2 separate regions of the Homo sapiens genome follow, and region 2 is linked to region 1. Evidence: read pairs that join two places in POLR2A ChIA-PET (ENCODE). Cell type or tissue: GM12878. All regions are shown on one strand. Links, peaks and the distances in the headings refer to the core of each region. The heading gives the core; the rest is flanking DNA.

Region 1 (5,994 bases), core at 691-5,690:
TGGATACATTTGGCATTGGGCTGAGTGTGGTGGCTCATGCCTGTAATCCCAGCACTTTGGGAGGCTGAGACAGGCGGATCATCTGAAGTCAGGAGTTAAAGACCAGCCTGGCCAACATGGCAAAACCCCATCTCTACCAAAAATACAAAAATTAACCATGCGTGGTGGTACACGTCTGTCATCCCAGCAGCTCTTAAGGCTGAGGCACAAGAATTGCTTGAACCCGGGAGGCAGAGGCTGTAGTGAGCCAAGATAGCACCACTGCACTCCAGCCTGGGAGACAGAGTGAGACTCCGTCTCAAAAAAAAAAAAAAAAAAAAAAAATGGGAGGCCGAGGCGGGCGGATCACGAGGTCAGGAGATCGAGACCATCCTGGCTAACATGGTGAAACCCCGTCTCTACTAAAAATACAAAAAATTAGCTGGGCGTGGTGGTGGGCACCTTAGTCCCAGCTACTCGGGAGGCTGAGTCAGGAGAATGGCGTGAACCCGGGAGGCGGAGCTTGCAGTGAGCCGAGATCGCGCCACTGCACTCCAGCCTGGGCTACAGAGCAAGACTCCGTCTCAAAAAAAGAAAAAAAGAAAAAAAATTGGCAATAGTCTTCACTGGAATACAATCAATTAGTAAAAGATTTTTTTTTTTTTTTTGACATGTAGTCTTGCTCTGTCGCCGAGGCCGGAGTGCAGTGGTGCGATCTTGGCTCACTGCAACCTCTGCCTCCCAGGTTCCAGCAATTCTCCTGCCTCTGCCTCCCGAGTACCTGGGATTACAGGTGCCTGCTACCATGCCCAGCTAATTTTTGTATTTTTAGTAGAGACAGGGTTTTGCCACGTTGGCCAGACTGGTCTCGAACTCCTGACCTCAGGTGATCCACCCACCTCGGCCTCTCAAAGTGCTGGGATTACAGGTTTGAACCACTGCACCCGGCCAGTAAAAGAAATTTTGAAGGCCATTGCAGCTATTTGGTAGTGTCTTGTTATTTCTAGGTGTACCTTAGTTAAAGAGGAAAAATAAAACGGAAAAAAGCTTGGAAATCAGTGATGTGTAGTTATTTGGCAAGTTATACATAATCAGCAGCAGCCAGGCTCAAGAAAATAAAAGTTGATTAGTTGATCAGAAATAAAATCTGTAGAGTGAATTAGATTTCTGAGTTGTTGTTGTTAATGGAACATTCTATTTGAGACCTTTTTCAGGTGTGTAGCAATTCTACCATGTCCATTTTTTTAAGCATTAAAAAGGAACTTACCAGTTGTAAATTAAGACAAGATCCAAATAGTCATATTTTTGTGTTTCCTCTAAAAAAATGTAAGATTTCCATTTTTGGCACTGACTAACTGAGCCTACATCTAGATTTTAAATACCATCTTGAATCCTAATAATTAAACTGATGAAAGTGCATATCATTGTTCCTAACATTTATGAACCCCCATAAAGATGTTCCTGATCTTTAAAACTCATTAATCTGAGTATTAAGTAGAAACAGAATTTTCCAAAGCATTAGACATCACTTTCTCAGTTTATCTGAGGTGACTTCGTGTACATCTGTTTCTAATATATTTGACTAATTTTCATGATCTCAGATTGTGAGGTAAATGTAATCTGGAATAATAAGTGTCTTTTACCTAGATTACATCTCTCATTTGGAGTTTGGCAATGAAACTGCTATGAAGAATGACTGTACTCTCCTATCTGTCCCTGGATGACATAAATATCATTTGCTTTGTTGTTTAAACTGAAATAAAGTTTTCCAAGAACAAAGTAAGCATTCTTCATTCTTTTTCAGTTTTAATTCCAAATATACTTTATAGATTTTTTTGCAGAATTTAATGAGGTGATGCTTTAATCATATGAATAATAAATGCACCTGAGATTTCTCTCTAGTAAAGAAAAGAAAATATGGAAACACTTTTATGGTAAGAAAGTTACTTCTTGGCATTTGAACAAATAACTTGGGAGGGTAATCCACTGAATCAGTCATTTTCAATTTCACTTATTGTAACTTATGGTTATAGTTGCTAGGGATCATTTTGATCATCTTTGATAGAATTCTTTTTGTTATTTCTCCTTTCTAAATTTTGCTTTGTTATGATTCAGAACAGATCATATTAAAGGGCCAGCTTATATTTTATGTAAACCAGTAGAAGAAAAAGTACCCAACAAGGTAAAGATGTTTAGAAAATAATGTTTCAAAAGTTTGGTGATTTTATAGTCAAGGTGACTTTAATTTTCTTAATAAAAACATAGTATTTTCTAACAAGGAAGTTGGTCATCATTCAGTTAACATCTGAATTCTGCTTTTTGATAGGGGCATCAAGTTTTTTGTTTGTTTGTTTGTTTGTTTTTTGAGACAGGGTCTTGCTCTGCCACCCAGGCTGGAGTGCAGTGGCTCAGTCTCCACTCACTGTAGCCCCAACCTCCCTGGCTCCAGTGATACTCCTACCTCAGCCTCCTGAGTAGCTGCCAGTACAGGAGTACACCACCACACCCTGCTAATTTTTGTATTTTTTTGTAGAGACAGGGTTGCTCCATGTTGCCCATGGCTCAAGCAATCTGCCCGACTTGGCCTCCCAAAGTGCTGGGATTACAGGCACGAGCCACTGCGCCCGGCCTCAGAATTTCTTAAAGCTCTCATTTCAGTTCTAGAAATTGAGGAGTGGGGAGGGACTACAGGGAGTCATCTCATAGCCACACTGTGAAGAAAGGATGGCTGTGATGGGTTGAGAAAACAGAACATAAATAATAAATCATAGTATGCTCCAGTATGGGAAACCATTAATATATAACACAGCCTGAATGATTTTGCCTAGAGTTATGCAAAATGGTGACCCCAGAAAGAATCCATTGGAAAAAAAAAAATCAAAAGAGATTCTGCAATAGATAAGAATGACAAGTTAAGGGTGGCCATGAATGCCAGGCTGAAGAGTTTGTTCTAAACTGAAAGTCATACAGCTCAAGTAGATGGCTAAACTTGAGACAATGGAAACAAGAACCAAAACTGCTAGGCAATAATATGACATAATGATTTCAGACACAAAAGAAAAATGTGAAAAACAGTCTGCAACCAGGCCTCAAAACAAAAGCAGAACTAAAGAAGTCAGATGCAAGCGTCAGAGAGGAAATCAAAATGCTCGGAGCATACGAAGACATTTTCTGTGCCTCATTTAGGTAGCGCTGAAAAATTAATGTTTGGAAAGTTGATCATCCTATAATCTGAAAGAAAGATACAAGCCTAGAGCAGAGAACTGTCCAGAAACCAGGTCAGAAGTCTAAACAGATTAATACAAATCTAAATTGCCATTAGATGGCATAAAAATTTGGTGGCCAGGTGCAGTGGCTCACGTCTGTAATCCCAGCACTTTGGGAGGCTGAGGCAGGGAGATCACTTGAGGCCAGGAGTTCGAGACCAGCCTGGCCAACATGGCAAAACCCCATCTCTACTAAAAAAAAAAAAAAAAAAAAAAATTAGCCAGGTGTGGTGGTGCACACCTGTAATCCCAACTACTTGGGATTACACGAGAATTGAGGCAGGAGAATTGCCTGAATCCAGGAGGCGGAAGCTGCAGTGAGCTGAGATGGCACTGCTGCACTCCACCCTGGCCAACAGAGTGAGACTCCATCTCAAAATAAAAAAGAAGAGGCCGGGTGCAGTGGCTCATGCCTGTAATCCCAGCACTTTGGGAGGCTGAGGCGGGCAGATCACGAAGTCAGAAGATTCAAGACCATCCTGGCTAACACGGTGAAACCCCTTCTCTACTAAAAATACAAAAAATTAGCTGGGCGTGGTAGCACGTGCCTGTAGTCCCAGCTACTTGGGAGGCTGAGGCAGGAGAATCACTTGAACCCGGGAGGCAGAGGTTGCAGTGAGCCAAGATTGTGCCACTGTACTGCAGCCTGGGCGACAGAGCAAGACTCCATCTCAAATAAAAAAAAAAAAAAAAGGAAGTAATGGTACTATAAGTAGGGAAACAATGAATCTATGTGTCTCTGTAAAGGAAAAATTAGGCCAGGTGCGGTGGCTCACGCCTGTAATCCCAGCACTTTGGGAGGCTGAGGAGGGTGGATCACCTGAGGTCAGGAGTTTGAGACCAGGTTGAGCAACATGGTGAAACCCTGTCTGTACTAAAAATACAAAAATTATCAGGATGTGGTGGTGGGTGTCTGTAATCCCAGCTACTCTGGAGGCTGAGGCAGGAGAATCACTTGAACCCGGGAAGTGGAGGTTGCAGTGAGCTGAGACCATGCCATTGCACTCCAGCTGGGCAAAAAGAGTGAAATTCTGTCTCAATAAATAAAAGTTAAAAGAGGGAAGAAATAATAAGAGCTGGCGACTGGATAAGCTTAAAAGAAGAAGGGAAAGTTACAAAGCTGCAAAAAAATGGGGAACCTGGAGAGGAGAAACAATGTGGTGGTAAAGATGATGAATGTGGGCGCACTTGAGTTTGAAAGGGCAAAAAGAAGTTTGAGTGGCTATGCTTTAGATATATTCGCCCTTGGATGAAAGGCTAAATCTGGAGGAATAGATTTAGGCATTTCCTGTACTTCACAGGTATGAATTTGCAAAGTTAGCTCTTTAGAGGTGATATTAGTTGCTTCTCAGTATACTACTTGCAGTTTGAATAGTACCATGCCACCAGATGCCTAGTTCGTGAATGCCTAGTGAGACTGAATAATAACATACAACATAACAAATGATCTCATTCATTTATGCCTTTTTCTTTCAAAAGTAGAGAGCTCTATTAAAACAGACATAATTTTTTTTTTTTTTGAGATGGAGTCTTACTCTGTCTCCCAGGCTGGAGTGCAATGGTGCAATCTTGGCTCACTGCAACCTCTGCTCTCGGGTTCAAGCGATTCTCTTGCTTCAGCCTCCCAAGTAGCTGGGACTACAGGCACATGCCACCACACCCAGCTAATTTTTGTACTTTTAGTGGAGATGCACTTTCACCATGTGGCCACGGTGGTCTTGAACTCTTGACCTCAAGTGATGCACCCACCTCGGCCTCCCAAAGTGCTGGGATTACAGGCGTGAATCACCGTGCCCAGCCAAAACAGGCATAATTTTAACTCATCGCATTATTTATGAAAAGAATACATTATTCTGGTTTGTTGAGTAGTTTTTAAATTTAGTTTTTTAAAGTCCTAAGATAACAAGGCAGGTCCTGGACAGCCTCTCCTGGGCAAGAGGAGGCTGAGCAGGTGTAGCAGGTTACCCATTCCCACTTTGATGAGAGCTGCTCCACTTTTTTCTGTTTCATATATGAGTTCAACATAAAATTGATTTGAAATAGGAATTATCTGCAAAAACCTTTTTTGCATTCTTTGTTCTAAGATTTTTCCCTCCGGACTTTAATAGAACCTCCCTCTCTCCCCTCCTCTTCCTCTCTTTCTTCTTCCCTCCCTTCCTTCCCTGATAACTCACTCAAAGCCTTTTAAAAATTCAGTCAGTTCCCTTAATGGTTTATGATTATTTTTTTCTGGTCAGAAACTTCTCAAGAACAACCAATAGGTGGGGAAGGAGGGGTGAGAGACAGGCATAGGATATGAACAGCTAATTCACAAGTGTAAATGGCCAAGAGACATGAAAAATGTTTAACTTCCCTCATAATAAAAGACTTACAAAATGAAATGATATTGAATATGATACTAATTCCCGACTCTCAGGTAAGCAAGAATGAAAGTGTTGATGAGAGGCATAGGAGAACAAGCACTCATAAACTGTTGGTAGGAATATAAATTGACAAAGCCCACGCCTCCTCCCCCACTTTTTTTTTTTTAAGACAAAGTCTTGCTCTGTTGCAGACTGAAGTGCAGTGGCATGATCACAGCTCACTGCAACCTGTGCCTCCTGGAATCAAACAATCCTTCCACCGCAGACCCCTGAGTAGCTGGGACTACAGGTATGTACCACCACGCCAGCTAATTTTTGTATTTTTTTGTAGAGACAGGGTTTTGCTATGTTGCCCAGGCTGGTCTTAAACTCCTGGGCTCAAGCCA
Region 2 (5,994 bases), core at 280-5,279, 350 kb after region 1:
CACCATGCCATGCCCAGATAAAATTAAATTTAATATATTTTATTTAACTTGGGATATGCAAAATATTATTTCAATATGTAATCAGTATAAAATTTACTAATGAGATACCTTACATTCTTTTTCATACTAAATTTTCTAAATCTAGTGTGTGTGGTTTTTTTTTCTTTTTTTTTGAGACAAAGTCTCACTCTGTCGCCAGGCTGGAGTGCAATGGTGGATCTCGGCTCATTGCAACCTCCGCCTTCCAGGTTCAAGTGATTCTTCTGCCTCTGCCTCCCGAGTCGCTGGGACTACAGGCGCGTGCTACCACGCCCAGCTATTTTTTTTTTATTTTTATTTTTTGGTATTTTTAGTAAAGATGGGGTTTCACCATGTTGGTCAGGATGGTCTCAATCTCTTGACCTCGTGAAATGCCTGCCTCGGCCTCCCGAAGTGTTAGGATTACAGGTGTGAGCCACCGTGCCCGGCTATGTATATTTTGTACTTAGAGCATATATCAATTCAGACCCTATTTTCTTTGGAAATCCTGGTCCGTATTTAGAGTTCATAAAATTTACAGTTAGAAAGGCAGATTTGGGGCTGGGGGTAGTGGCTCATGCCTGTAAACTCAGCACTTTGTGAGCCAAGGTAGGAGCATTGTTTGAGCCCAGGAATTCAAGACCAGCCTGGGTAACAGAGTTAAGACCTCGTCTCTATATTAAACAAACAAAAATGAAGAAAAAGGAAAGCAGATATGCAATACTTCAGTGATCCCAAACATACTTAAGTTTTCCAGTAATTGAATCACTTACTGGTTATTATTTAATTTTAATTACTTTAAAATTACGGTAACCACATTTCAAGTGCTCATTATGGTATGTAGGTTGTGACTTGTGGTTACCATATTGGACAACACAGGTTAAGTCTAACCTCTTGCTTTTTTTTCTCTGGGAAATGGGCATACTTATCTCACAAAGTTATTATGAGGATCTGAGATCATGTATGTGAAAGTACTTTACGTAGCATTTTAGGAGCATTAATTATTGGCTAAATAATTTTTGTCCAGTACATTTTATTCAGGTATCTCAACCAATGACACAATATTCATTTACAGATCCAGTGTTTTATGGTGTATAAGTATTTGGGGTTAACACATTTACCTAAGATTTGAGTACTTACTGCAGATGAGGAACTGTGTTAGACTCTAGGGACAAGGTGGTAAACAAGATGGACTACACCTTGCATTCATGCTTCCATTGATGAGTTGGCAAAGGCTGTACACTTGTTATTCCAACCATTGATGTTGTCTACTTGATTGTGGATCTTTTATGTGTTCGAACATTTGATATTGTGCACAGTTTAATACAAATATTGATATGATACAAAGTTGATTACACTCTGAAACTGCCCCCCAAAAAGAAACTTTTAAATAAATCTTTTATTATGTTCCACGAGTCTCATTGTGTGCCACTGGTACATTTTAAATTAGGGTTCCTTGAACAGACATATTTGAAAAAAAAACTTAATGAATCATATCGGATAAAATACCCATATGGAATGCCGGTCAGGCGATTGTTAGAGTTATTGTATGTGTTGTATGTGTCCTTTTTTAGGGTGGTAGTGTTGAAGTGAATCTTCTCACTTAGATGAGCAGTAGGTTCATGGCTGATATTTTAGTCCTGTATATTAGAATGAGGCTGTTTCTCTAAGTTCATGCACTATATGCCATGCCAAAACTACTTCATGAAATAAACCTGTCTTCTGAGCCACAGCAAAGTTTACAGCTCTGGGTGTCTTGTCTTTGCTTCTTGGTTAAGTGCCTATGGCTAATGCTCTTAACTCAAAAGATGGCTGAAAGCTTGGACCTAAATGTGTTATGCAAAACCCATCTGTCAGACTTTTGTGAGTCTCTTCTTTTGTATTATCTCCTTAAATTAAGACATAATTTAAGATATTTTTGTCCTACTTTTTTTGGGGGGTGGGGACAGGGTCTCACTCTGTTGCCCAGGCTGGAGTGCAGTGGCATGATCAAGGCTCACTGCAGCCTTGACCTCCCTGGGCTTAGGTAATCCTCCCACCTCTGCTCCCTAAATAGCTGGGACTACAGGCGTGCGCCACCAAACCCGGCTAATTTTTGTATTTTTTTTGTAGAGTCGGGGTTTTGCCATGTTTCCCAGGATGGTCTCAAAATCCCGGGCTCAAGCAGTCCACCTGCCACAGCCTCCCAAAGTGCTGAAATTACAAGTGTGAGACACCAAGCCTTGTCCTATTTTTGAGGCAGTAACTATTCAAATCTTAATTGTCCTGTAATCTAATCCATAAAATCAAAATACATGGGCCATTATAGTTGTTTGAGCACCTATTACGTGCCAAGAACTGTATTAAATATTTAATGTTTATTATCTCATTTAATTAGCAAGAGAACCCTTGTGCTTAGGTCAGATTAGCCTTATTGTAGAGATTGGGCAACTGAAGTTCATAGTAGGTAACTTTTAGAGTCACACAGCTAGTGAGCAGTCAGACTTTTAATATTTATTCTTTCATTTGGCTCATTGCCTCATTTGGTAAATGGTCTGTATCATTTGAATTGCAAAATGTACCACAATTGTTTATATCTATGCTGTGATGTTCTTTGATTCTAGTAGTACTGTCGTTTGTTTATCGTGAAATATTTTTTATATTATGAGAAAAGTAGGAGACAGCAAACTAACATCTGACTTTATGCCTTGAATGATTATTTAGCTGTATCTTTTTTAAGGACTTTATCCTGTTTCCTATTGGAAAATTGTGCAGGATGATTGGGATCCGGTTAACTTGTAACCAGGATTGTCTGCATCCCTCTCATAAGACTGAACTTGTCACACTTTTCTATAGACTTTTTCTTACTGAAAAGAATGAGTGTGTTCCAGTCTGAAGCCACTTGTGAAAGGAGGAAACTTCTGCTTTCTATTTTACTGTAAATTCATGTTTTTGTGTTTATGCCAAGAAATAGAAGCTTGAACTCAACGAAGGCAGTTGTGCATGAAAGGGATAGGAAATGAAGGTGACAATGGAATATATTTGCTCATTTTGAGTAGCATCATGGTAGAAAGGAAAATGGTTACAGACTTGTAGGGTTGTGCTTTGGAGGCAGACTGCCAGTACTGTTAATACTTCTTGTTCCTAATCCTTAGGTAAATAAGGATTTTCTTCAAGTTCTGAAGTAAGACGGTTTTAAAGATTATTGCTGAAAGAATAGGAACCAGATCCATTAAAGCCATATTTTGTCACATTAAAAAACTCTGCAGTGTGCTATTCTGGAAAATGTCTCAGATGTTTAATCTGGGCTTATCTATTGATTATGTCAGGTTTTCAACTTGTCTCAACTTCCTCATTTATTAAAACAATATTTCCTGGCAATTTTAAAGTTAGACTACAGTATGTTTTTGTATTTGTAGTATAATATTTAGCCCCTTAACCCCTTACAGGCACTCGAATATTAGTTCTTCCCCTCCACCCTGGAAGAGTTTCCCTTTGTCCACTTGAGTTGAATATATGTGCCGTACTAAAGGAGAAAAACTACCATCTACCCAGTTATTGAAGCCAAGATCTTGAAGTTACACCAGACTCTCTAATTTCTCATTTTCTGCATCCGTCGATTTCTGGAGTTCCTCAGTGATGCACACTGGGGGTCTCAGGGATGACAGTTTTTCATGACCCTAGGTTGAAACTGGGAGTCATAGAAGACGAAAAAACGAGAATTGGATTGGGAGTTGACTCTGTTGCCCAGGCTGGAGTACGGTGGTGCAATCTTGGTTCACTGCAACTTCCGCCTCCCAGGTTCAAGCAATTCTCCTGCCTCAGCCTCCTGAGTAGCTGGGACTACAGGGGCCCGCCACCAGGCCTGGCGAATTTTTTTTGTATTTTTAGTAGAGATGGGGTTTCACCATGTTGGCCAGGCTGGTCTCAAACTCCTGACCTCAAATAATCTACCCTCCTCAGCTTCCCAAAGTGCTGGGATTACAGGCGTGAGCCATCGTGCCTGGCCAACTTGCATTTATTTCTGATTAGCTGCTCATCTGAGAAAGGTGGCTTAAAAAAAACCACCAAAGTGGACAGACTGAAGCTAAAGACTGTCAGTATATATGCTCTGCTTGGCAAACAGCTGACTTTGGATAGATCTCATTATTTAAAGATGAATAATAAGGGGGAAAAACGTGTAGAGAGAACATGGTTTACAAAAACCCATCTCTTTCTCCAGTCTCTGCAATATTCTATATTTGGTCATATTGAACTATGAAAATCTAAGGCAGGTTTCTTTATTTTACCACAGATATCCTCAGGAAAGAGTCTCCTTATTAAAAGCCTTACTGAATCTCCATAGTATTGTGTCCTCTCACAGTTGCTTCTGTTCTGAGCACCAGAATGCTGTTTGGCAAAGGCTGCTGTAGGCTTGAAATCAACTGGATTAGTGAGAGACAAATTTTACACATCTAAAATTCTCCTGTGTATGGCCTCACAGTTGGAACTGTTGGATGTTATAAGCAGATGATTTAAATATCCCGTGAAAAGCAGTCCATTCGGGCATGTTTCTAGAGATCATAATTTTTTTTTTTTTTTTTTTTGAGATGGAGTCTTGCTCTGTCGCCCAGGCTGGAGTACAGTGGCATGATCTTGGCTCACTGCAACTTCTGCCTCCCGGGTTCAAGCGGTTCTTCTGCCTAAGCCTCCCAAGTAGCTGGGATTACAGGTGCCCGCCACCATGCCTGGCTGATTTTTGTAATTTTAGTACAGATGGGATTTCACCATGTTGTCCAGGTTGGTGTTGAACTCCTGACCTTGTGATCCGCCTGCTTTGGCCTCCCAAAGTGCTGGGATTACAGGCATGAGCCACCACACCCAGCCTAGAGATCATAATTTACATAGAAAGATAAGAGAAAAACAACTCTCCTGATAACGCAAATAGATTTGATGTTACAAAACTGCACCATTATGATTGCTCTGTAATGGATTTTTGAAAAGCATTGTGAAATGGAGATGACTTTCCAGTGCTGATGTCAAAAATGCATATGCAGAGTTTAAATATAATTTTGTGTGTTTTGTTTTTTGAGACAGGGTCTTGCTCTGTCTCAAGTGGAGTACAGTGGCGAGATCATGGCTTACCACAGCCTCAACTTCCCAGGCTCCAGCCATCCTCTCACCTCAGCCTCCCAAGTAGCTAGGACTACAGGCGTGTGCCACCACACCCAGCCAATTTTTGTATTTTTTTGTAGAAATGGGCTTTGGCCATGTTGCCCAGGCTGGCCTCGAACTCCTGAGCCCAAGCAATCTGCCTGCCTCGGCCTCCCAAAGTGCTGGGATTACAGGCAGGAGCCACTGTGCCTGGCCTAATTTTATAATTTTAAATGTCTGTAAAGTAAGCAAAATGACTAGTTGAATTGTACATTAAATATATCTAATCCCTAAGAGTTTATAATGAAAAGGGATCAAAACTTTTTCAATTGCGATAAAACTCACATAACAAAATTAACCATTTTAAAGTGAACAATTTAGTGGTATTTAGTGCATTCACAGTGTCGTGCAGCCAACACCTGTATCTAGTTCCAAGACATTTTCATCTCCCCAAAAGGAGACCCCATACACGTGAAGCAGTCCCTCTCCCATCCCCCTCCTCCCATCCGCTAGCAACTGCTAATTTGCTTTTTGTCTCTATGGATTTACCTGTTCTGGATATTTCACATAAATGGAATTATACAATAAAGGACCGTTTGTTTCTAACTTCTTTCACTAAGCATCCATGTTATAGCATATATCAGACTTCATTCCTTTATGACTGAATAATACTTTGCTGAATGGATATATCAGTGTTTTATTTGTCCTTTCATCAGTTGGTGGACATTTGGGTTCTTTCTACCTTTTGGCTATTGTGACTAGTGGTGTTGCAAACATTCATGTACAAGTTTTTGTTTGAATGCCTGTTGTCAGTTCTTCTAGATATATACTTAGAAGTGGAATTGCTGGGTCATATGGTAATTT

Evidence for each region. Peaks named below come from ENCODE experiments on the same cell type or tissue, not always from the same donor. Only the 100,000 strongest peaks of a DNase experiment are listed, where the experiment ranks them.
Region 2: POLR2A ChIA-PET joins it to region 1 with 6 read pairs; 2 of 35 experiments call an interaction of 5 or more read pairs at or near these places.

The regions. Positions count from the first base shown.
Region 1 is chr17:59,274,213-59,280,206 of GRCh38, forward strand. GDPD1 (glycerophosphodiester phosphodiesterase domain containing 1) reads left to right here. Exons shown (of 10, transcript NM_182569.4): 10 at 1-1,758. Among named protein-coding and RNA genes, the nearest start is that of YPEL2, 54 kb to the right of the region's middle. RefSeq lists an enhancer at 3,072-3,151. In GM12878, for the core only: no CTCF peak of the experiment used is centred there; a DNase peak (open chromatin) is centred at 2,999.
Region 2 is chr17:59,624,956-59,630,949 of GRCh38, forward strand. The region is part of intron 1 of CLTC (clathrin heavy chain); the gene reads left to right. Among named protein-coding and RNA genes, the nearest start is that of CLTC, 8.1 kb to the left of the region's middle. In GM12878, for the core only: no CTCF peak of the experiment used is centred there; a DNase peak (open chromatin) is centred at 2,976; H3K4me3 peaks cover 2,899 bases.